Linked DNA regions of Mus musculus: regions 1 and 3 are each linked to region 2. Evidence: chromatin loops called from intact Hi-C (ENCODE). Cell type or tissue: left cerebral cortex. All regions are shown on one strand.

Evidence for each region. Peaks named below come from ENCODE experiments on the same cell type or tissue, not always from the same donor. Only the 100,000 strongest peaks of a DNase experiment are listed, where the experiment ranks them.
Region 1: a loop joins it to region 2, with 2.6 times the contacts of the local background. A loop is called at or near these places in 3 of 42 quality-filtered maps.
Region 3: a loop joins it to region 2, with 3 times the contacts of the local background. A loop is called at or near these places in 5 of 42 quality-filtered maps.

The regions. Positions count from the first base shown.
Region 1 is chr9:51,233,908-51,241,907 of GRCm38, reverse strand. Pou2af1 (POU domain, class 2, associating factor 1) reads right to left here. Exons shown (of 5, transcript NM_011136.2): 5 at 1,829-3,842. The coding sequence ends at 3,528. Among named protein-coding and RNA genes, the nearest start is that of Pou2af1, 24 kb to the right of the region's middle. In left cerebral cortex, no CTCF peak of the experiment used is centred here; DNase peaks (open chromatin) are centred at 393, 1,936, 2,730 and 3,525; H3K27ac peaks cover 2,161 bases.
Region 2 is chr9:51,177,787-51,185,786 of GRCm38, reverse strand. No RefSeq gene overlaps it. Among named protein-coding and RNA genes, the nearest start is that of Gm32742, 13 kb to the right of the region's middle. In left cerebral cortex, a CTCF peak has its summit at 7,291 (motif pointing left); DNase peaks (open chromatin) are centred at 195, 946, 2,480 and 4,996.
Region 3 is chr9:51,288,411-51,296,410 of GRCm38, reverse strand. 1810046K07Rik (RIKEN cDNA 1810046K07 gene) reads left to right here. Exons shown (of 5, transcript NM_001372554.1): 3 at 1,412-1,454; 4 at 4,566-4,864; 5 at 5,963-6,725. The coding sequence ends at 6,364. It overlaps Gm32819 (a long non-coding RNA gene), which reads right to left. Exons shown (of 9, transcript XR_003948163.1): 5 at 7,739-7,866; 6 at 4,968-5,970; 7 at 3,690-3,810; 8 at 3,067-3,144. Among named protein-coding and RNA genes, the nearest start is that of Colca2, 14 kb to the right of the region's middle. In left cerebral cortex, CTCF peaks have their summits at 646 and 3,502 (motif pointing right); DNase peaks (open chromatin) are centred at 2,774 and 3,508.

The DNA.
Region 1 (8,000 bases), 56 kb before region 2:
TCTTAATTACCTAGCATAGCCAATGATCCACTGTTTTTATTTGGATATAAATACCATCCTGTGGCAGCATTTACAGTTATAGCATCCATTCAAAGTACCAAAATCAAATGAAGTTGAACCCTATTTCATAACAACACTGCGTATACCATCAACACATATAATGATAAATGGCTAAATTATGATAAATTTTAAGGGGTTGAATGAAAGAATAAAACTTCTTCCCACAGTACCCAGAGTTGAAGAACTGACAAACAGGCTAAAGGACACGGGCTAATGAATGCTTCTCTCCAAACATGCAGAGAAAACATTTGGAACATGTGGGCAGTATCATGTGTCTGTGTTTCACTGAGAAAGATGCCAGAGCAATCTATTTACAAGCATCCACATCAGTGTTTAGGAACAGCTGACGGAGAACCTCCCAAATTAACCCCAGCTCAACAGGGATTCGCTGAGATCCTCAGATTAAGTAAACAATGTTTTGTTTTGTTTCCTTTTGTTTTGTTTTGTTTTATTTTTTAAAGTTAGCCAGGTTTTCTGGTGTCAAAAATCTCATGTTTGGTAACAGAGGTTGAGGAGATGACTCTGTCAGCCAGCACTTCCTGTGCAAGGCTGAGAACCCCAGCCCCCTCAGAAAAGCCAAGCTAAGCCTCATGCAGCTATAATCCTAGCACTGAAGAGGCAGAGGTAAGAGGATGGCTGAGACTTTCTGGCCAGCAACTCTGGCTGAACCTGTGAAGTCCAGCTTCCCTGAGAAACTGTCACATAATAATAAAGTGGCAAGAAATTAAGGAAGACACTGAGGAAGACAGTTGGCATTGACCTTTGGCCTTCACAGGCACCTGAGCATACCTACACATGAAGGGAGGAAGGGAGGGAGGGAGGGAGGGAGGGAGGGAGAGAGAGAGAGAGAGAGAGAGAGAGAGAGAGAACTTAACTTCAAAATCCCACTTAAAGGCCAGTGCAGCCCGATATTCAGAAGAATTGGGATGGCTCTGCTGTGACTTTGATTCTTCTCCATGGTCCACTTTGTCTGACCACACCCTTGTCTGCTCCTGGTTCCTTTTACACTAAGGTGCATAGCTTCAGATGAGAATCCTGTAAAATACCAGTACTTCTCTCTTCCCATCAAATCCCTTCTGTTCTATGCCTTTCCCCCTCTTAAATTGTGCGTAAATGTGTAGAAATAATGATGCTGATTGTCCAAGTGATTCTGGTATGTGGAAATAATTATACAGCAGAATAACGTGGATGATTTACAAAAATGACTCCATAAAGATGGACAATGAAGGCAGTAAACTCAGAAAATAATTAAATGAATAAATATAATTGCACTTTTTTTTTTCCAAAATCACCCCTCAGAAAGAATTACTTGCTGCAAGGATGGAGTCTGGGTGGTCACCCCTCAGAAAGAATTACTTGCTGCAAGGATGGAGTCTGGGTGGGGGACATGACTGCCTTCTCAGGTCTCTCTTTGTGTCACATGTCCAGGGTCCTGACTGACAGCTTCACCAAGGCCTGTGGTAGAAGCCCAGACACCAAGCATCGAGAGAAGTCGCTCATGTAGCATAGATAACAGGAAGAGCAGTAGGCCAGCAAGATTTCCTCCCACCCTCTAAGCCCCCACTGCCCTGGAGAGTAAACCCGCCAACCAATACATATTCCACTGTGAAAATTGCCCAACAGACACAGTGGGGACAGCTTTCCCCTCCTAGAGCAACAGATCAGTTTGCAAGCTCAGCCCTACTGAAAGCTTCTTCCTCTAAAGACGCTCTACTGAGAGGTGAGAGGAATTAATAGACGAGAAATAAAACACTTCGGCACAGGAAAGTCATCTAACCAATCTTTATTGAAAATGTTGCAAATGAGGCTCTGGAGGAAATCTGTTTGGATGCCTGCAGCCAAGACGTGAGGTCTCAAGATAAGAAGCGAAAAAGATGCCAATTCAATCCCAGCAACCGCTCACACTACTTTCTTTGCTGTTTTGTTTGTTTTCCCAGTGTTAACTCCTCTGTGATTGCCTCAAACTCCCAAGTAGCTGGGAAATCTTAAATAGTGTTTTTAAGTGCAACAAGGTCTTAATTAAATAGGCTGAGGCTTCCCTCTCCCTTTCTTGTTCATGGTAACCACCAACAGAAGTGTAAACCTACCATTCAGATCTAGCATTTAATCTAAATATTAAAGAGGAATAACAAATTCAAGCTAAGTATACCAGGACTTCAGGTAGATAATGAGATGTCTGAATCAAAATAAACACAAAGCAGAGAAAGAAAGAAGAAGAAGAAGAAAAAAAAAACAGGTAGCTCTAAGTTTTCATTGGAAGCAGAAAGAAAGAGGGTGGGATATCAAAGAAACTGTCATTTCTAGAAGATCTATTGGTTCTACATGGATTCTACAGACTAAAACTTGTGTATGTGTAATGATGGTATCATTAGTAAACAATGGGCCAGTTCCCAAAGACACATCCACTTCAGGAGCAAAGCACTAGGAGACAGCAAAACACTCAACAGCAAGTGTTATGCTTCTCCAGCAAAAACTGCAATAAAACTGATAAAACTGAAAATGAAGGCCAGTGGGCCTGCTGACCAGGACTTCAGGACCCCAGAGACAGCCGGTGAGTGGGCGCAAGAATCCATAGCAACGCGTCAGGATGGCCCTGGGTGAGTCACAACAGGAATTAAAAGCCCACGTGGAAGGACTAAGTGCAAGCCTCCTCAATGATCGGCTTCACCTGTTTCTTTTCCTGTTGCTATGGCAATATGCTGACAGAAGTATTTTAAGTGCTGGCATCATGTTAGCGGGCCTGCAGAGAGGCAGAAATAAGCAGACTCGTCATTTATCCTCCATACCATATCCAGCTTTCCTCCTAATCGCTGACAAGAACAGCTAAACCACATTAAAGTGGTATTTTTTTTCAGAGCTGTTAGATCACTCCTTCCCCTGCCCCTCCTCACTCCCTCTCTAACCACAGACACACATGTGTGTCCTGCTGCTCCTCAGCCCCGTCTCCCATCACTCACTCACTGTCCCTACCCACCCTGATGGTCCTGTCCCATCCCCCTGTAACCAGACCAGAAACATCCACTTAGATAGTATATCTGGCCAAGGCTGAGAACAGCACACAAAACAAAACTGGGGCGCAGAACGTATCATAGAGTAGATCTATAAAGCTACTGCTACCAGGAAACAGGGGGCACCTGAAAGAAGGTTGCTTCCCCAATGATGTGCCACCAAAGGAAAACCCTGAGCTGCAGACTTGGTGACATTCCGTATAAAGCGTTGTTCATAATATCACTATCATTTGCCGCTCCAGAGGAAGAAAACTGGAAGGAGAAATAAGAAATAAGCAAGATGGCAGTGGGGGAAGGAAGGAAGCGAGGGAAGGAAGAAGGGAGAAAAGAAGGGATACAATTTAGCTTTAGGAAGAAAGGAAGCCTGTGAAATAGCTACTTCAAACAGAAGTCTGGGCTCTATTGAACACTTTTAAAATCTCAGCTATGGGTGAAACATCTGTTAGATGCAAGCCAGCCCTAAAAGCCCTCCACGGAGAGGGTGTGGTTGAGCTCGTACGTGTTGCTTTCCTCTTCCTCCAGAAGCAGCTTGTCAATGGTCAGGGAGCTGATGGCCCTTCTGGGGTCATCCATGTCCTGAAGGACTGGCTCTGGGATAGAGATGGGGAGCTGGACAAACTGGGGCCCAGACAGGGTTGGGGCAGGAGGTTGATACTGCAGGCTGGAGGTGGGCAGTGTGGAAAGGGGCTGAGGCCACGGGAAATAAGTGAGGGGCGCCTGGTGCTCGGGACCCTCCAGCTGGGGCCCCACCGCGGGTGTAGCAGTGCTTCTTGGCTGTGATGAAAAACATAGGAGCAATGGTTAGCAGAACTGGGGTGCCCACCTGCCTCCTTGCCCCCATCATGATCTATTATACCCCACCTTCCCTTACTGGTGTTACACTTAATGGGGCTCCACCTCCTCCTGCTCAGTCTCCTAGAAGAGAAAGCTTGACACGTTTCAGCTGTGTTCCCCCCCTCTTCTAACGGTATGCTTCTGCTACTTCCCAACTTGGAAGCTTCACTTTTTCATGAAAGAGGGTACAGAAAATAATGATGTCATACCCCTGAAAAACTAAAGGCCTTATAGGTTTCACTGAATATAAAATATATTCTAATTGCAAAAAAACAAAAAAAATGAAAGAAAAAACCCTTAAATTATGCAAAATATATTCTTGATATATAATGAGCCTGTCTCATAGCCTTGTAGCTGTTTCTTGAAGATGACTACTATCAAGCCCAGACAGAAAGGTGACACAGACCCCTGTGGTGGTTTGAATAGGTATGGTCCCGCAGACTCATGTGTTTGAATGTTAGGCCCATAGGGTATGGCAGTATTGGGAAATGTGTCCTTGTTGTAGTATATATGGTTTTATTGGAGGAAGTGTGCAACTATGGGGGTAGACTTTGAGGTCTCCTTATGCTCAAACTATACCCAGTGGGATACACAGTCCCCTTCTGTAGAACTTTTCAGCTCCTTCTCTAGACATCTGCCTACATGCCACCATGCTTCCCACCAAGATGATAATGGACTGAGCCTCTGAACCTGTATGCCATCCACAATTAAATGTTTTCCTTTATAAGAGTTTGCCATGCTCGTGGTATCTCTTCACAGCAGTGAAATCCTAACTAAGACAGAAGTTGTTACCACGGACTGAGGTATTGCTCTGCTAGACCTGGCCATGTTTTTGTTTGGAAGATTGTGGATTCTTGGACTTTAGATTAGAAAAGCAGTTAAATGCTTTAATGGGGACTTAATGGGCCATACTAGTAAGAACATGAAGAACAGTGGAGCTGAGGAGAAGAATTTTAATATTTTGCCTAGAATTCTTCTTGTGATATTTTGGCGAGGAACGTGGCTGCTCATTGTCCTTGTCTGAAGAGTCTGCCTGAGGCTAAAGTGAAGCTTGTTAGATTAATTGCACTGGAAAAGGAAATCTCAAAACAGTATAGTATAGACTCTGTGTGGTTCACTCTTATGAAGAGTGCTTTGATGGAAAGGAGCAAGCTAAGCGAGAAAAAATACAAAATGTATGGGTCAAGGAGAAAGGGGGCACCAGGAAGTGGAATGGAGCTAAATCCTCTGTTGATAGAAATAAACAGATTCAAGATGTTAAATGGAACTGAGGGAGTGCTGACCTCAGGGCAGGATCCCACATAGCTAAGCGTCCATCTTGTGAAAAGAAATTAAAGAACAGTTTAGGTCCAGGTGTGATGATGGCTCATGCCTTTAATCCTGGAACTCACGAGACAGAGATGTGCACATCTCTGAGTTCTACAGCACAAGTTCCATGACAGCCAAGTTTAGGCAGTAAAGGAAATCATTACTGGAAACAGAAAACTGACAAAGATGTAATTGAACAAGGGTCTCAGGTTCCAACCCCAGCAAGTAGCAGAACTTGGCATCTGTAGTTCTGGCTTTAGAGTTAAGAATAGATAAAAGAGGTTATGGAATCTCCATCTGAGACTAAGAAAAGTTGCTAAGGCCAGGTGTGTGGCAGGGGTGTCCCTGCATGGAAGCCTAGAAAGACCATGTGTGAAGCTATTAAGGTGAAGCCTGTTCTGCCTTGGAGACCCCAAGATATTAGAGACACAAGAGCTGTGGGAAACCTGCTGAGGAAAACTGCTAACAGGAAATGCAACCATCCCAAGATAAAGACGTGTGTTGCACTCAACAAAGCTGAAAGGAATTGGAGATCTGAAGAGTGCTTTGATGTCAGACACGGAGATGCAGAGTTTGGAGTTTTCCCAGTTATTTTTTGGTCTTACTTTGTTTGGTCCAGTATTTCTTTACTATGCTCCCTTTTGCAATATTAGTATATATTCTGTGTCATTATATGTTGGAAGTATGTGATCTGGGTTTTTTTAGTCATCTTTTAGTTATAAAAGGGATTATAGTTAAGAGATTGCATGAATCTCAGAAGACATTTCAAACTGAACTTTTAGAAATTGTTGAGGCTATGATAGATTATGGGGAATTTTAGTTATACTAAGTGCATTTTGTATTATAGCTAAAAACCTATGGGGGCTAAAGAGTGGAATATGGAGATTTAAATAGGTATGACACCCATAGACTCATATGTTTGAATGCTTGGCACACAGGGTATGCACTAGTAGGAGGCGTGGCCTTGCTGGAGTAAGTATGACCTTGTTGGAGAAACTGTGTCACTGTGGGGGTGGGCTTTGAGGTCTCCTATGCTCAAGTTATAGCCAGTATGGTTCACAGTCTCCTTCTGCTACCTATGAATCAAAATGTAGAAACTCTTGGCTCCTTCAGTATCATATCTACCTGCATACTGACATACTTCATACCATGACGATAATGAACAAAACCTCTGAAACCAGCCCCAATTAAATGTTTTCTTTTATAAGAGTTGCCATGCTCATGGTGTCTATTCACGGCAACGAGACACTAATTAAAACAATTCCCAAGCAGCTTTGACGTCCTTAGGTCCCCATGGGTTAATATAACTCACTCAGCTCTTGCCTTTCTAGTACTGACCAATCCAGGAAGCCTAGCATTCCTGTAGCATGGGAGCACTGTTTTATCTGCAACTGTGGCCTCATCCAGCTATTGTCTGGTACCTGACCCTGCTCTCCCCTTTTCTCTGAGCTGCTCCCTGTGGCAGGGGGCTCTTCTCTCAAGTACTCTACAAACCATACATCACATTCAACTATCAGCTACTCGAACAAACCTCAAGCCAGCGAGGCAGGGCCTATGTTCTTATCTTTCCACAGCAAGCTAATGGATAAGGAAGTTCTCTGCATGGGCAGAAGAAAGACATTTCCAAACCCCACTTTCCATCCCCATCCTCCCCTGTCATCTCCTCAGCTGCCACTGCATCTTAAGAATAAGCCGCTAGAGTCATTTAGCGATTAGTCATTAGAATTTTCATCAGCCTCCAGGAGAGTTTGTCACAATATGAATCCCGATCCTAGAGGTTTGGAGTAGGGCCTGGGATTCTGCAAGTCCAGTCAGATCTCTGAGGATGCTAACCTAGCTGATATGGGGATTACAGTTTGAGAAGCAAGGCTTCCTGAAGTTTCTCTATTTGAACAATGGAGCTGGGGGCTCCCAACATGCAGGCTAGTGTAACAGCATAAATGGTTTCTTCTCTTTCGGGGTGAGCCCCTGCTCCCCAGCCTGGATTCCTGAAAGCAGACAGGACCTGGTAGAACCTTACTATCATTATTTTTAAAATCCACGTTTGACTTTTGACTCTTCTACCTATACAGGTCAACGGCAATGGCTGGTTCCTTGCCAAGGGATAGAATTGCAGGTCTTATCTCTGCTGCTCAGAAGTGCTGAGCCAGTAGCTTTGGTGAGTTAATTTACAAAAGGACAAAACAAATCATTTCTTAATAAATACAGTTTGTTTGATACCCAGAACCTGTCTGAGTGGAAGGTGCAGATGATAGAAGGGGATAAATAATGAACAGAATCTTCAATAGTGAGAAGGCTGTGAACCACCACATCCTCCACCCCAGGTCCCCCACTATGGAAATGAGTTGCCTAGGGAAGCTGTTCAATTAACTCCTTCCTACTCACTGGCATCAAGACCCACCCCCCAAGTCACCTTGTTGGGTATCCAGGTGGGTATGACAGGGGAGGCTTTGCCAGGAAAGTGCTTTGAAGCAGAGAACTAGAGTGACACTGGACCTTGACGGTAAACAGAGGGGACATGGGGATCTCAGGCAAGGGTTCTGAGACAACTAGGGAGGTTCCAGCTGTACTGCCCAGAGCTCCAGAGTGGCACTGGTCATCACTGCTTCCTAGGCCTCTCCTCACAAGCATTTCAGGGATTCCCATTCTTTTGGAGACAAAGCCACCCAGCATATAAAACTATAACTCCTTTCCTCTACTCGTCAAGGATGAGAGGGCCTCCCAGCCTACCTGACACGTGAAGGTAGTCATTTGTTGACACTGCTGGCAGACTATGGCCATGAGGCTAAT
Region 2 (8,000 bases):
AGAATGTTGCTGGATTGGCTTCTCCTAAAAGAGCTGATGGGACCCTTGGTGTTCTTCCAGGGTGACCAGGCAGGATCTATTGCCATGGGTTGTCCTCATGGCCCCTGCCTGCCCCACTGAGCTTCAGGGAATCCCTGCTACACTTTTCTCTTTCATCTTCATGGGAAACGGCAATTTTACCACACGTGGGTGTGTGATGTGAAGGCAGCAGCTGGTGTTCTTGTCTAGGCTGCTGCTTTGCTGTGCCTTTCCCTGCGCCTTCCTGAGAAGATAAGATCTGGACAGGCTTGTGGTTCTCTCCCACCGGCCCTTTAAGGTGATGCTAGGCCAAGTTCCCATTTCACAGGCCCCCTCCTCACCCTGTGTTTCTAATGAGCCCAGGCTCACTGGAACACAACAGTGGGATATGCAGCTTCCCAAAGCATAGGACAAGATCAAGGTCTCTGGGCTTCCCTTTCTTCTCCTAAGATCCCCAAGCAAAACCTACCCGCATGCCCTCCCAAGCCTACACCTCCCAAGGGGAGATGTGAAACCTGAGGTTGCTAGAGATGCTGCCGCCTTCCCAGCTGATGAGGTTGGGAGAATGAGTGCTTAAGGTTACAAAACACCTAAGATTTTAGGAAGAATCAACCAGTTCTGTAAGACTAACTAGCTAGTTCTGTAAGACTAACTAGCTAGTCCTTTTAACCCAGGAAGAAAGAAACCTTCAGTCACACCTCTTTTCTCTAAAGTTCCCCATCTCCTCCAACCCTCTTCAAAGCCCTTGGCTGTAAACAGGCCATTGGTACAGTTCACCCTGATGCTCCTTCATCCTGAGACATCACTGGAGGGAGATTAAAGCAGTTCTGTGTGCAGGACTCCCAAGGAAGGAGGGTAATGGACAGGGGGGTTATTTCTTTACTTAGAAGCATTAAGGCCGCCTGGCCCAGGACTCGGGCTGAACAGAGAGAAAAGCAGAGGTGGGGTTTGCAGTATGCATCTGTGAGAGCAGGAGTCTGGTGAGGCTGTGTCCCTGTGTGACCTGAGGACAGCCTCTACTGGTGGTGAGTCCAGCAACCTCCATTACCTAAGCCAGAGAAGCAGGCTGCACACTACATCCACCAGAGCATGGGGCCAGAAGCAGGGGGAGGGACAGCTCTGGGGCTGGAGGTGTGGACATCTATAGGAATAAGACAGCCTGAGTTTGGAAAACAGGAGGATAAGGCCTTCATTGTCACTTCCTTTCCTGGCCCTTCATGCAATAAACTTAAGTCACAGTCTCAGTCTCTGTCTGTCTGCCCATGACTCTCTGTCTGTCTCTGACTCTCTCCCAGCCACCCATTTCCTGTCCGCCCTCCCCTCTCCTCTTTTCTCCTCTCCTCAGTCATATCCATGACGTTCAATCTTAAGTACGTATGACTCTCATTTAGTGTCCCCCAAAATCCACTCACCCAGACCTCCAAGGAACCTGAAGTGACACCCTGAAGAACATGTCTGAGAATCAGTTGCACGACAGAGTAGAATAAGATGGGATGCTTCACACAAGCCCAGAGCAGGCTTTTGTTCTAGCATCCATGACTCTTCCTAGCATAGACTGACCCCCACCCCCACCCCACCCTGAAAAAAGGGCCCAGGTGTCTCCTCAGTGCAGCGAAGTGGGACCATGTGAGCACAGGCTCTGGCCCTAGCTCTCCTCAAACTGTATTCTAGTTCCATTCTCTGTGACTTTGCAAAAAAAAAAAAATGGATTTCTCTACACCCCATTCTCTCATGTGTAGAAAGGGGACAGAAATGATCTTTTATAGGACTAAGGGAGACAATGTGTACCTAGCAAGGGACTTGAACAGATCCAATGCTCAATCAGCAGTAGTCATTCTTCTTATTTTTACTACCATAAAAGTCATTGTTAGAACCCCCAACACTTCCCAGAGTCCCAATAAGCTACTATGGACACTGACACCATTTGCCCTGTTAACTAACCCTAAGGCAACCAGAATAGCTGAGGAAGGCTCTTACATCTTGAAGAGCATCTGATGACTTCAGTAATCCTGTCTTCCATCTTTGGTTGAAACCTACTCTTTTGGTTTTGTTTGTTTATTTGTGGTAGACTGAGAGGTTTCCTTGTTAAAGTTTAATCAGATCTGACCGAAGGATTCAAAGCGAGGTTAAGTTCTGATGGGGCTTCTGCCAGTCACGACTTCACATGGCCGCACCTGCTTCTCTTCCTCTTCCTCTTCCTGCCCTCTTTGCTGGTCTGGACTCTGCCTGATATTCTTGTCATAAGGTCATTGCCCAGGTGAGCTCAGCTCAGCGTGAAGCAAAACAGCCCATCTGAAGGCACCACACAGCCCGTGCCGGGAGGGACCTCCTTCCCCCATCTGCTGTTTTCTTACCAAAAAAAGGACTTTTTACTTTTCTGCTCCACATTGCAAAAGGCCAGCCAGAAAGGATGGTTATCTAATCCTGAAATCCCTCAAATGGGGAGCAGTAAGCTGCCTCTAAGTCTTCAGATGCTGGGTACCCAGACTGATGGCCAGCAATCATTCCCTGGGGTCTCTGCTTGGGACAAGCCACTTGGCTTTACATGGTGTCTGGACCCAATTTGTTCTCCAAAAGCTCACAATGTCTGACAGTTTTTGAAGTTCAGTTTTCTATCTGTTTGGGTAGTCTCCAGGGCAGAGCAGCCAGCTGGTCCTGATTGGCACTGAATCTTTCTCTTATCCATACTTACCCCGCTCCCTGCTCCTGAGCGTCTAGGATCCCTCCCTGCTGAACCAGCTGCAAGTTTGTGCACACGAAGTGTTTTTTACATACTCAGGGCACAAGGTGTGTTTTATAAACACACCATTTACACTGCCTGGGAACTTAGGGGCTTTCCTCTGGGCGGGAAACAGCTGTGAGGAGCTTGACCAACCTTCGTTTTGCGGAGAACAAGATGTCACCTTTGACCATCGGTGTGACTATATTAAGAGCTAGGGGTTTTAAAGAGGCGTAGGTATAGCCAGCAGTCATGACCAGGTTCCTGTTGTTGGGCCTCAGGATCCTCCCAGAAATCTGAGCTAAGGAAGGAGGCTCACTGTACACTGCCTCCCTTGTTTCCAGTTTGATTGCTCAGAAATGACTTTGCATACTGCATTGCTCCACATCTGGGGTCTGCATGCCACCTTCCTCCATTACCTTCGGCTGACTGCTGTAGGCTTCTTACATCACAGACTCATGGACTCAGAAGCCTGGAAGGAACTTCAAGAGAGTCCTTCACTCACTTGGCACACTAGATAGTCACTCCTTTCTCTGTTCGAAGAATAGTGTGAGAGTACACAAAGGTGAGGGGAGGTGAGCAAGACCCAGTTCCTGCCCTCAAAATATTGACAGACATCAGGCCCATCTACCACCTCTCCGGTCTCCTCAAGCGGGATTATGCCCTCCTGTTTTGTGTTCCCCTATCTCTGCAGACCCTTATCATGGTACCTACCACACTGCCTATAAAACACACGCTTCCAGAAGACACGCTGCCATGCTGGTGATACTGATATTCTGTGGGTTCTTTTACGTGGTTTTCACAGAAGGAACTAAGACCAGACTAGATACACTACATTTATTGATCATTTCAAGTAACCCAAACGAGATAAGGTTGATGGCTGCCTAGACAGAAAAGGATGGAGAAGCCAGAGAGATACTGCCAATCTTGAGATCTCAAGGAGAAACTGATCAAAATAGAAAAATCTAGCCCAATGCTCTCTTGGCCCTCTGCAAACCTTCAATTATATCTGAATTAGGGTTGTTTGTTTGTTTGTTTGTTTGTTTGTGTTCTAGAACTGCCGAAACAAAATATCACAACTGGGTGGCTTCAGGAAAGAAATTACTTCCTATCAGTTACGGAGAATAGACAGATGTGCACCGTCATCCATCTACTCTCCTGCCATGTGACAGGGTGTCAGCAGGATTGGCATCTTCTGAAGAGTCTCTTCCTGACTTGCAGGCAGCTCCCCTCACATCTTCACCTTCACATAGCCTTCTCTCTGTTCATGTGCGTGATGTAGTCTCTTCTTACAAGGACATTTTCATATTGGCTTATGGACCATTCATGAGTTTGTCTTATTTTCATTACTTCTTTCAAGACCCTGTCTCCCAGTATAGTCATAATCTGGCAGTTCTGGGAACCGGAACTTCAATGTACAATTTGGGGAGAAAATGACACAATTTCCCATAAGAAAAGCAACTCTGGTAGCCAGGTATGGCAGAATATACCTACAATCCTAGTGTGTAGGATATTGTGGTAAGCTTGAAATGAATACGGGCCACACACCAAGACTGTAGAAGAAGGGGGAGGTAAAGGAAGAGAATGTGGAGGGAGAGAAAATGAGGAAGGAAAGAAGTCAACAATGGCACTTGAGAAGTGCTAGGGAGCTTTCCTTAAAGACAGAAACAATCAATCCCAGAGCCAAGATACTGAAAGAAAACTCCATTCACACCAGTGACCAAACTTAATTCTATTTTGCCAACACCACTTGATGTATACACTGCCTTGTTCATTCCCCTTTGCTGAATAATGGGGTCACCCGAATACTTCTGTATTTAAGTCAAGGGCAAAAGTAGTCAACAAATGTCTCTCCATTGGGACTATGATAGAAAAAATTATATGGATGGAGACTATCTCCAAAGAAAACTACTGGCTTGTTTCTCAAAACTCATCAGCAGAACACAGAGGAAAGTTCCAAATGCCTAGTGTACTGGCTCTGTGGAGAAGTGTCAGGCTACCGACAAGCAGTGCTGGTGGATTTCAGAGTGCCAGCCAGAAATAGGGTGAGCAAGACAGAACCAACATGGGGCATGAAGAGATCCAGTCAGTGGCATGACCTCCCCTTCCTGTGGCTCCTTCTGTTGGCTTTTACAGAGTCTTGAATCCTCAGCAGCCTCGGATGCTCTTTACCACTGCTTGCCAGCTGGCTGAGCATCATTTTGGAAAGGATTACAGGATGTGGGCTCCCTGATGAACTGATGCATTGTAATCGGACTTGGCTTAGCTTGATTTCACAATGCCAAGGCAACGGAGGGGGACGCTGCTGACTCAGTGCGAGAAAGCCTAAAGGCAAGCTGTTGGGGGAGTGATTGAGGATGAGGCAGGCCCACAATGAACAACTAAAATGGCTTGTGATGCTCAGAGCCCAGCACCTAAGATACAGCCCAGTTGTCTGAGGAAAAGAAAGTTCCTAGTCTTCTCGGTGGCACCTGAGTAGACCTCAAGGTGAAAAGCCCTGGAGTGCTCACAGAAACCAGCTGCCAATTTCCCTGCCTGATGTTGAAGCTTACCCCCAAACCATCTCAGGCAGGCTAGATGCCACCTTCTAGAATCTCATCCTGAAATTGCATCAATGCCACATACACCAAACTAAGATGCTAGATCTCCAGCTGCAAGCCAGAATATCAGCACCAACACATCTTCCTGAGCCAGGTGATAATCTGGGATTGGCCTGGAGAAAACCACTTTATTCCCCCTTTAGACAAATACTGTATCGATAGAAAGCAGGCAGTAAGCATAGTGGGGAATTGTCTCTGTGTCAGTAGAGACTCTGGAACAGACAGGACAGGTGAGACCATGATCATCTCTCAGAAGAGATGAGACTCAAAAGTCCCAGGAGATACACACAGAACTACATATGCTGTCTACTGTCCTCCCCTTTGGTTGATAAGAAGAACATCATCTACACAACTTGAGGAATCTCTCTTCACAAGACCAGGAGAGTATTTAGCACTGGCCTTCTGGTGAACCTATTCATTCATTCAGTCAGTCAGTCATTCAGCCAAAACATCTTGTCCAGCACTCAATTTATACAAGATATTATATTGGGTATAGGAAAGGATAAACAATAAGTCTACATGCTCTTTCCCAATGAAGTTCACATTCTTTCAAAGAAGAAAGACACCTAGGCTGGAGTCTGGAAGGTGAATGGCAAGTACCTGAATTAAAAGATGAGCTCCAGAAAACAGGCGTGCATGAAGGCTTTAAGATTGAAAGGGTGTGGCAAAATCAAGGGATCTAAGGAGATATGTGTCAGATGAACCAGAAGAGCATATCTCTCAGGGAGAGCATTATAAACTTTCTAGAGGGTTGTTGCTGTTTGAGTAAGGACTGTTCCTTGAAGGCTCTAGTGTTAAAGGGTTCTAGTTTATGGGTTTTTGGATCACAAAGGCTCTAACCTCATTGGTAAATTAAGTTCTTGATGGAGCTATAACTTGGTGGCATTATTTGGTGGGGGAAAAGATTAGGAGGGATCTAGTTGAAGAGTGTGAGTCACCGGGGGTGTGCCCTAAAAGGATGTAGCCCATCTATGGCTCCTCTTTCTCTGCTTCCCAGTTTCCATAAGTGAGTGCCTTTCCTTGCCACACCCTTCCACTACAATGCACCACAGATCAAGAAACATGGGGCCAAGTTACTACGGCCTGAACCCTCTGACAACACGAATCAAGGTGAACCTTCTTTGTGTTGGTTTTCCTTGGGTATTTTTGTCACAGCAATGAAAAACTGACTGACACAAAGATTCTTATTTTCATCTGAGAGCAATGTGAGCTATGGAAGAGTGTAAGGGAGAGGAAATAATGATGTAATAGGCTATGTTGGCCTGAATACTCACCTACCTACCTCATTTTACCTAGAAGCAGAGAGTAAACCCAGCCTTTTGTCTGAGCCCATCAGGATTTGCAAACACCAAACTGGGCAATTTTAGAGCATACTTTGCTTCTAGCAAGCAGAGATATCTAAGTGCTTTGCAGAGGTAACATTTAGCCTTGTGCTTTCAGAGAAGCAGGACATCCCTATAGGCTCCCATCTGAGTCACAAAGCACAAAAAGTGCATTGCTTGCAAAGCCTCCCCTCTCATGGTGGCTGAGAAGCAAAGAGAGTGCTTGCCTCTATAACAAATGTCCCTCTCCTGAATAATCATTAAGCTTTGAATCCATCAATGGATTCTTCCATTCATGAAGTCAGAGCCCTCATGATCCAGTCGCCTCTCAAAGGCCCACTTCAAAATATTGCCACATTTGGGGACCATGCCTTCAGCACATGGCCTTTTGGGGGACACTTAAGAAAACATAACCACAACAGTGGACTTCCACTTCTTTTCTAGCCAAGTCCCTATGCTGCTGACTCCTGATTTATCCTTTGCAGTATACATCGGGGTTGTTCTTGAGGAAGGTAAAGCCCACTAGCTACCCCTCAGGGAGTTTCTCTGACTCTAAACACACTCTGCACCCAGATTCTGCTAGGAGAGCCTCCATAAGTAATGGGGCTCCCCCTACTGACAGCTCATGTGGTGGGGGTACCCAGGGAGAGTGTGGGGATGGGACTCTCTCCACTGGCTGTCTAGAAAAATTAGTTTTCAGGAGTACCCCAAGCTCACCCACAATCTACAACTCTCTCATATGCATAGCTTCATCCTGGAGATTAGAGGAGCCAAAGTCCTTTATGTAAGTGCTGGGGATCCCCAGACAACTGAAAACTCAAAACAAAAGCCAAGCATGGCGATGCAGACCTGGGATCCAAACACCGAGGAGTCTGAGGCAAGAGACCAAATCTGGGCTATAAAGTAAGACCTTGGCTAAAGTGGGGGGTGGAGAAAAGTTTAAATTATAAACTAGGATAGGTCCTTAATTCAGTGCTAGACCATACTGATGGGGTGAGTTTGGGGGTTCAAAATATGTCAAGCTCAAAGAATCAAATATGCCGAGCAACTCAGTTAAACAGCCAGGCTGACAGCCTTCTAGAGAGCTGGCTTACCTTCCCCCAAAGGTGTTACAAAACACTACTCACAACTAAACACAAACTGACAATGTCCAGGGACATGTCACAGAAGTAACTATATGAAATATAACATACATTATTCTCAAAGTACCCTGACATCTAGATAACCCCCAAAAAAAAACCTCTATATGTCTGAACATATATACATGAACAAGCTGAGGTGGACTGAGGGTGCACATAGGTCCTTCTGCAAAACTCCACCTTGGGAAAGATGTATGAGCTA
Region 3 (8,000 bases), 110 kb before region 2:
CTCTCCCACTAACCCTGAAGCACATGAATTCAGCTAGAATGGCTGGCCTGCTAGCTTCAGGGATACACTTGTCTGTAACGTAAGGCAAGGGTTACAGACGCATGCTGCCTACCCAGGTTTTCAAATGGCTTCTGGAAACCCAGAGTCACACCCTGGTGCTTGCACAGTTGACTTGCCTGCCCCCATTTGTAATCTTCTAAGAGTCCACACATCTAGATACCCTTCATTCTGATGTCTGTACAACATCACCTCCACATGGGTGTGTTCCTGTGCATCCCCACCACCCACCTCAGTCGTCTTTCCCAGTCATACATCCCTTACTTTTCTGTATCATTAGTCTCCCACGGCGGCTATTGACACAGGCAAGCACAAAGCAGATGCCTTAAACAGTAGAAATACTGGTTCTAGAGATGTGAGCAGGCCCTGGTCCCTCAGAGCTAAACGAAGAGAATCCCTTTGCCTTCCTCCTTTCTTCTGCTAGTCACCAGGGTTCCTTGACCCCCAGTCATGAGGTTAGATCATTTGTGTTTTTCTTGTCTCTATATGCCCCCCACCATGTCTGTGTCATTGAGTGTGTTCTTAATTTTTTAAAAAAAAAAAAAGTTTTATATTTTACTTATATGGATTTTTGCCTGCATGCAGTATCCACAGAGGCCAGAGAGGGCATCAGATCCCTAGGGACTGGAGTTACAGATGGTTGGGAACCACCCTGAGAGACCTGGGAATTTAACCTGTTCAGGAAGGGCTCTTAACCACTAAGACATCTCTCCACTTCCTCTTCTCTTCTTACAGGGACATCAGTCATCTGGGATTGGGGGCACATCCTAATTCATTATGACCACATCTTATTTTAAGTAATTACACCTTGAAAGATCCTATTTCTAAATACGGTTATAGTCACAGTCACTAGGAATTGATAAGACTTCAGTGTTGGGGCTTGGGAACTAAAGATACTCACCTCCTAGCCTGATGAAGTCCAACACTTGGAAGGTAGAACGTACCTGACTCCTGCAAGCTCTCCTCTGACCTCCACATGCACACCCTTCCACAACGCATGCTCACATACACACATATGCACAAACACATATATACACACATACACACATATACAAATGCACATATATACACAAACACATATATACATACACACAAATACACATATATGCACAAACACATATGTAAACACATTCACACATATACAAATACATACATATGTAAACCATATATATATATATATATATATATACACACAAAAATGCATACACATTCACACCCAAAAACAAAAGGAAGGGAGAGACAGAAGAAAAGAGGGAGGGAAGAAGGATAGTTTGAAAAATATATTCCTGATTTTAAAATTAAATTCAAGCTTGTAACTAAAGACGAAAACACCTGCCTTCTGTTTGCCTTCCAGGGCAGTGTCAGCTCCTCCCAGCCTCCGTTCATCCAGATGCCAGGTAAGATCTTTAACTCAACAAGCAATCTACTCCCTTTCAAGTAGCAAGTGAGCGTGTGCGCTTTGTTTCCCAGTGCAGGGAACCACAGACACCAGGGTCGAACACATGCTGTGTAACAACTCTCTACCACCACGTTCGGTCTCCAGCCAAGAGCTTCCAACATTTCCTTAACACCTATGTTCTCATTTTTGCTTCTTTGAGGGGAAAAAAACTGATCAGTGAAGATAGATCTCATTGAATCACCCTGAACTTAATTGATTAGGTCTTGAAAGATGGGCCTTTCGATTCCCTGCCTGGGAGAAGCTTCTAGACAAAAGTAATGGGCTCCTGACACAGTGTGGAAACATCTAAAGCTTTGACATCATGACCGAATACCGCCAGCAGTTCTCAACCTGTGGGTCGTGATATCGAATATTCTGCATATCAGATACTTACAATTCATACCAGTAAGCAAAAATACAGTTATGAAGTAGCAACAATAATAATTTTTGGGGGGGTCACTACATCATGAGGAACTGTGTTAAAGGGCCACAGCATTGGGAAGGTTGAGGACCACTGTTTTAGATGATATGCCCAAGGAGAAGAGAACATGAGGGGTTGGGGCTACATTTATTAAATTCCTCCTGCATGCCACACAATGAGTTCCGTGTGCTGTGTGGATGTGAGGATGGGAAAGGAAGTTTTGTAACAGTGATAAGCATCCTTGTACACCCAGCTCCACCACACATGATCCCTTCCGGATCTCAAACTCCAAAGTGATTTAACACTTTCCAAGTTGCATGGGAAAAGAAGTTCCAAAGCATCGCAGATAACTGATGTAAATGTCTCTGTTGCATTCCCCGCCCCCCCTCTCCCCCCACACACACACCGGAGTTTACTTCCATTCAAATTTGGCTGCATCTGCTCTTTTTTACTAAAAGGAGTTTCTGCAGATTCTCCTACCTTCTAGAATTCTCCTCCTCTTTTTGAGGAGAAATGGATACACTTGGGAAAGCAGAGGGCTTTTCTTCATGATTATTTTTTTTTATTTTGAAAATAGAACTATAAATGCACCGCCCTGGAAGTATCATTACCTATTCTCCACCCTCATCAATCTGTGGGCTAGAACTTCATGGCATGAATTTTTGTATTTGCCCAGATTCCTCTCTCAGTGTGTTTATAATTAAAACTGTCACTACAGAATCCATCATTGAGTGAAGTCAGAGACGAAACTTGAAGCAGAAAGTGTAGACGAATTCTTCTTGCTGACTCACTCACAGCCTTACAGGCCGATTGGAAATTGGTGGATTTAACATGGAAGTGTAGCGAGCCAAAGCATGCTAAAGTTGGGGAACTTGAGTGTCTCCCCAAATGAATACATTTGCGTGCCATGTTGAATGCAGCGTTCCACTCCCGGATTTACAGACCAGATGGTGTATGAGACCTGATCTACCACCACAGAGCTCTTAGAACCCCTGAGGAGATCGTGGTAGCAGGTCACAGCGTAAAGAGAGCAAAATAAAAATACTACAGTAGGTGGAAGAGGCTCAGGTTCTCGCTCCCACCACCCGGATCTTGGTTTCTCTTCAGGGGGGAGGGGTGAGAGGTAACAACAAAGCTCAATGGGACTCACTGTTGTTGCGGGGAGGGAAGAGGGACATCTTCTCCACATCTCAGCCCCTTGAGAAAGACATCTAAGGCGTATAAAGGTCTGAGGATATGAAAGCTTAAGTGAGTTGTGAGGGTCTGGGAAGGCAATTTAAGATATGCAAATACAAGTTATAAAGGTCTAAGATGGGATATATTAAAATGATAAATTACACGGCCCTGGATCCTGTGCCCCAAACGGATTCCCAACAAACCACCCATTTCCTGCAGCAGACGACTGCAGGGTCAGAGAGTGTCAAACGCAGCAACTATTTCATTGCTCTTTTCTTAAATAAAACTCTCTCCAATTTCAGCTTTTCTCTCTCTTCCTCCTGACAAAACTCTGCCAAGCTTTCTCTTTAGAAACCTACTACTCAAGTCAGAGAGATGAATGAGGGAATCCAGTCTGACCACAAGGGGGCAGCAAATTACACTAGAACCATCAAAGCCTGCAATGTCCTCAAAAACTGGCTTCTCAGCAATCAGCCCAGGGCAAGCCATCTCCTGACGCAGGCTGGGTGTGAGACATGGTGGTGAAGATCGGTGTGCAGAAAAATGAAAAGGCAATCCACCTGTCCCTGGCTTAAAGTGAGGTGTGTCTCCTCTTACCCAGAGAGATGTATTATCGGATGTAAAAAATCCCAGAAGCAGCCTCTTGGCTGTATATTATGGATGTTGTCCTGTATATTATGGGATGCAGTCCTGTATATTACGGGATGTAGCTCAGAAGCTGTGAAAAGATGTTTATAGTCCCATCAAAAAGTGTAGATTCCAAATATTCCAATTTGATTCTGTTGCTGCCACAAATATCATGACCAAAACCCACTCTAAGGAGGAAAGGGATTATCCCAGCTTCCATATTACTGTCCGTCATTGAGGGACATTAGGGCAGGAACTTGAAGCAGGAAGCATAGATGAATGTTAATTGTTGACTCACTCACAGGCTTGCACTTAGCTAGCTTTCTTATACGGCCCAGGGCTACCTACCCAGGGAATAGTGCCTCCCACAGTGGGCACACCTAACATCACTTAATAATCAAAGCAATCTCTTACATCCATACCCACAGACTGACTTGATAAAGACAATCATTTGAGACTCTCTTTGCAATTGGTTCTAGGCTATGTCAGGTTGACAGTTAATGCTGACTGGGATACCATACCCAGGGATTCTCTAACTATCTCTCTGTGCCCCTTCCTAGAAGTATCTGGACCTAAAAGATGCATGATAAATCGTTATCTAGGTAAAGTTATTGTACATCTGACATGAATTCATCTCTAAGGCCAAAGTGAACTTGAAACAGTGATACAGGAACATCGCATGCCATTCGAGACATGTGGATTTTTTTTTTTTTTTTTTTTTTTTTTGTTAACGATGGTGTCGGGCACGTGGGTACCATCTTTTCACACGGCACCAAATGCAGAACCACCTACTCTGAGCTTTTCCTACCGGAAACTTTTGCCCATTTCTCTTTCATGTGGCTACAGGATCGCCAGTGATGTCAGGTTACTATGGTGTCAGGAGATCCTTCCTGTCCGATTCCGACTTCCATAGCAGCAAACAGTTCTCGAATGACCTCTACACCTCCGGCATGAGCAAGCCCTTTGCCTGCGAGTCCACGGCTGGGCAGAGTCACACAGGCCTGCTGGAATCCTACCTGGCTGAGCCCTATGGAGACTACCGCCCACCAGCGCTGACCCCCACACCCAGTTCCCTGTTCAGCACCTCGACTCTGCCACCGCTCTTGCCGCCTCCGTTCCCCAGTGACCCAACTCATTTCGTCTTTGTGAGTGTGGTTATTTCGTGTGCAGAGAGGGAGGGGGAGGGGGTCCCAGCTCCTGTGGCCCAGCACTCGTGCGTGGTGACCAAGCTGGAGCCAGATGACTCACCTGAGGATTCTGCTCACACCTGAGGTGCTGGGTCAGGCTGGCGTTGCTGGGGAGCTTCTGAGGAAATCCAGCTCAAAGATCACATCAAAACCGAGACATCAAAAGACTAGGGTTTTGGAGCCGGGGTCTGTAAGATAGAACTCACATTCATTTTGTTACTATTCTGTTTGCTAAATGTTCCCCCATGCTGCTAATGCAAGACTCCTTCAGGCCTCTGAGCCCTAAGGAACAAAGGTTGGAGTCACATCTAGATAGGACTAGACCAACTCCCCAAAGAGATTTACCCAGCTTCCTCTTCCGTTTCCTTCCCAGTCCCTGGGCTCTAGCTTCCTCACAACACACCCTCCCACCTCGTTCTCTCTTGATCCCTCCAAAGAAATAGGTTCAGAAAGATCTAAAAGCTTCTAATAGTCCTTTAATAGAAAACTGCAAAGCCCTCTGCCACAATAGGATGAATGGCTGAAGGTGGAATTTTAGACCAAAAGGGTGGGACTGGGAATTAACCTTATTCTGTGGCAAGGACTTCTATGGACTTTTGTTCATTTAGGGCTTGCAGCAACTCAGGAAATCTGTGCCCCATGTCACAGATGAACAGCCCTCTGTCTCAGTGTCAGGAGAGTGGTAGGTGGTACTGTGAGTGAACTCAGTCCACCCCAAGAAAAGTACTGTTGAGCAGGTAGGGAGTTCCAACCCCAGGTCACTCTAGAGCCTAGGTCATTGGAGGGCTACTGCTCACCCAAACCAGAAATGAGTGCTGCCTTCCCTTGCTTCTGTAAAGGAGAATGTGGGGCCCCGACTTACATCCTCAAGTAGAAATTAGCCCAGATTTTCCTGGCTTAGGATCAAATGCTAGCGGGAAAAGCTGTCTGCAAGGCAGGCTTCAGAAGCAGCGGAAAGCATGCAAAGTTTCTCCGGATGCCTCCATCCAGTGGCAGCTCTGCATCCTCAGAGCGTCAACCAAAGAATAATTTCTGTGCTTTTGCCGTTTTCCTTAGAGAGACTCCTGGGAACAGACGGTACCAGATGGTCTCAGCCAGCCAGACCCCATGCCTGCTGATGCCCTGCAGAGTTTGCCACCCAGCACCAGTTGCCTCTCCCAACTGGAGTCAGGAAGCAGCACCCAGCACAGGAACATGGGCTGGGGGGCATCCCTTGCTGGGGCTCAGTCCTACTCGCTGCATGCACTGGAAGATCTGCACCACACACCAGGGTACCCTACCTCACCTCCATACCCCTTCACGTCTTTCATGACAGTGTCAAATGACCTCCCACCCAAGGTGGGGCCCCTCTCCCCAGAGGAAGGGTCAGATGTCTCTTCTCTTCATGATCCTTCACCTTGGACAAAAGAAGATGGCAGTATGGCCTGGGGCTCTTATGAGTGCCGGAGAGCTTACTGAGAAGCAGGCCAGAGGACTTCTGCATCCTTATAGAGAAGTTGGACTCTGTGTCCACAGAGTTTTCTAGGTGTGCTTGCTCATTCAGAACTGGATTTTCAGTTTAAGCCACAATTCTGTCAGTGCTAGTTGACAACAGTACTCATCCCTGTTCTTATCCACTGTAAAACCCCTACAAAACACTACAATGTCAATCAAATGTTTTGTGGATCACATCCTAATGAGACAACCTTCACAAGGAGGCCACCTTAGAGCTTTAGGAACCCATTTCATTCTAAATTTTCTGTTACCTTTAAAGCATTATTTTTTGGCACTAGTTATTTTTCTTATATTGCATTAAAAACTTTGTGCAGAACATAAAACATGATTTTCCTGTCTAATTTTATTAGTTATAAACTATGTGTATTTAGCCAAAGAAAGAGGAAATGGTCTATGCAGTTTGAAGCACATAAAACAAAACTTATTTTATATAGCATGTTACTTTAAAGTGTGTAGTATTATACACATTTCCGTTATTACAAGGACTTGTAAAGGCACAGTAAAAAAAAAAAAGTATGGCACCTGATATAAGTGCTTTATTGTCAATAAAATAGTACGAGGTCAGGAGGTGGCTTTGTAAAGGTAAAGTTTTATCCAGGATGTCCAAACGTTATTTCAGAATACTCCCCACCCCCAGCTTCAGTTAAACTAGGCAGTATCTGACTAATGGAATACATTACAGTTACCAAAGTGTCTGAATACAATGGACATTCAATGATCAAAGAAAAACAAATCTTATATTTCAAAGAAAATGTAGAAGGTAGGACTAGGTTGTGGCAGACAACAAACAGGACACCAAGAGGCAAAGGGACATTGATAAAGCACACATTGCCAGGCAAGGGTCATCAATGATACATAGTTTCCAGCTATGCAAAGGAAGATCTCTGTGGCTTAGTGGGAAGAGGTGTATAGCATTTACCATATACAAAGAGAAAAAGAAAAGAAAAGAAAAGAAAAGAAAAGAAAAGAAAAGAAAAGAAAAGAAAAGAAAAGAAAAGAAACTGACATGAGAAACAGGAATATGCCTCTGGTGAGTCTGGGCAGAATAAATTCCTTTGCTGAGCTGAACAATGTCCACTTCGTAGTGTGGGTCCCTGCAGGTCACACCCATCATAAATGACCTGCCTACACATTGACATTGTGTATGCATAAACCAAGGTGACCCTTACAATCTCCTAGCACAACTCTTTCTTTACTTCCTTTTACATCTTCTGGTCCCTCCTGTCTCCTGGAAGCCAAGACTCCTGTGTTCTATCAAGGTCTCTCTCTCAAGTTCCAGATTGGCCCAGTTCTTCCAGAGAGTCCCCAAATGTCCTCTGCTGTTGTCTTATTGCTTACCTCAGCTAGGAAGTCGGGGTGCACAAATTCTAATCCGGGTAGTCATTCATACTTAGATGCAAATAGTGGACATGCCTCCTTCTCTTGTCTTCTGGTGGGGTTTTCTGTCTCAGCAAACTACCCCCTAGCTTGTGGAATACGAACAGAGATGCTAAAGTTAAAAGCCTCCCTCTTCCTTGTGTGCAAAGCTCCCTCCCTGGAGAGTACCCATGTAGAAGCAAAGGAAAGGGGAGCTTTGGTGGCTGCTGTGTAGCCACCTCTC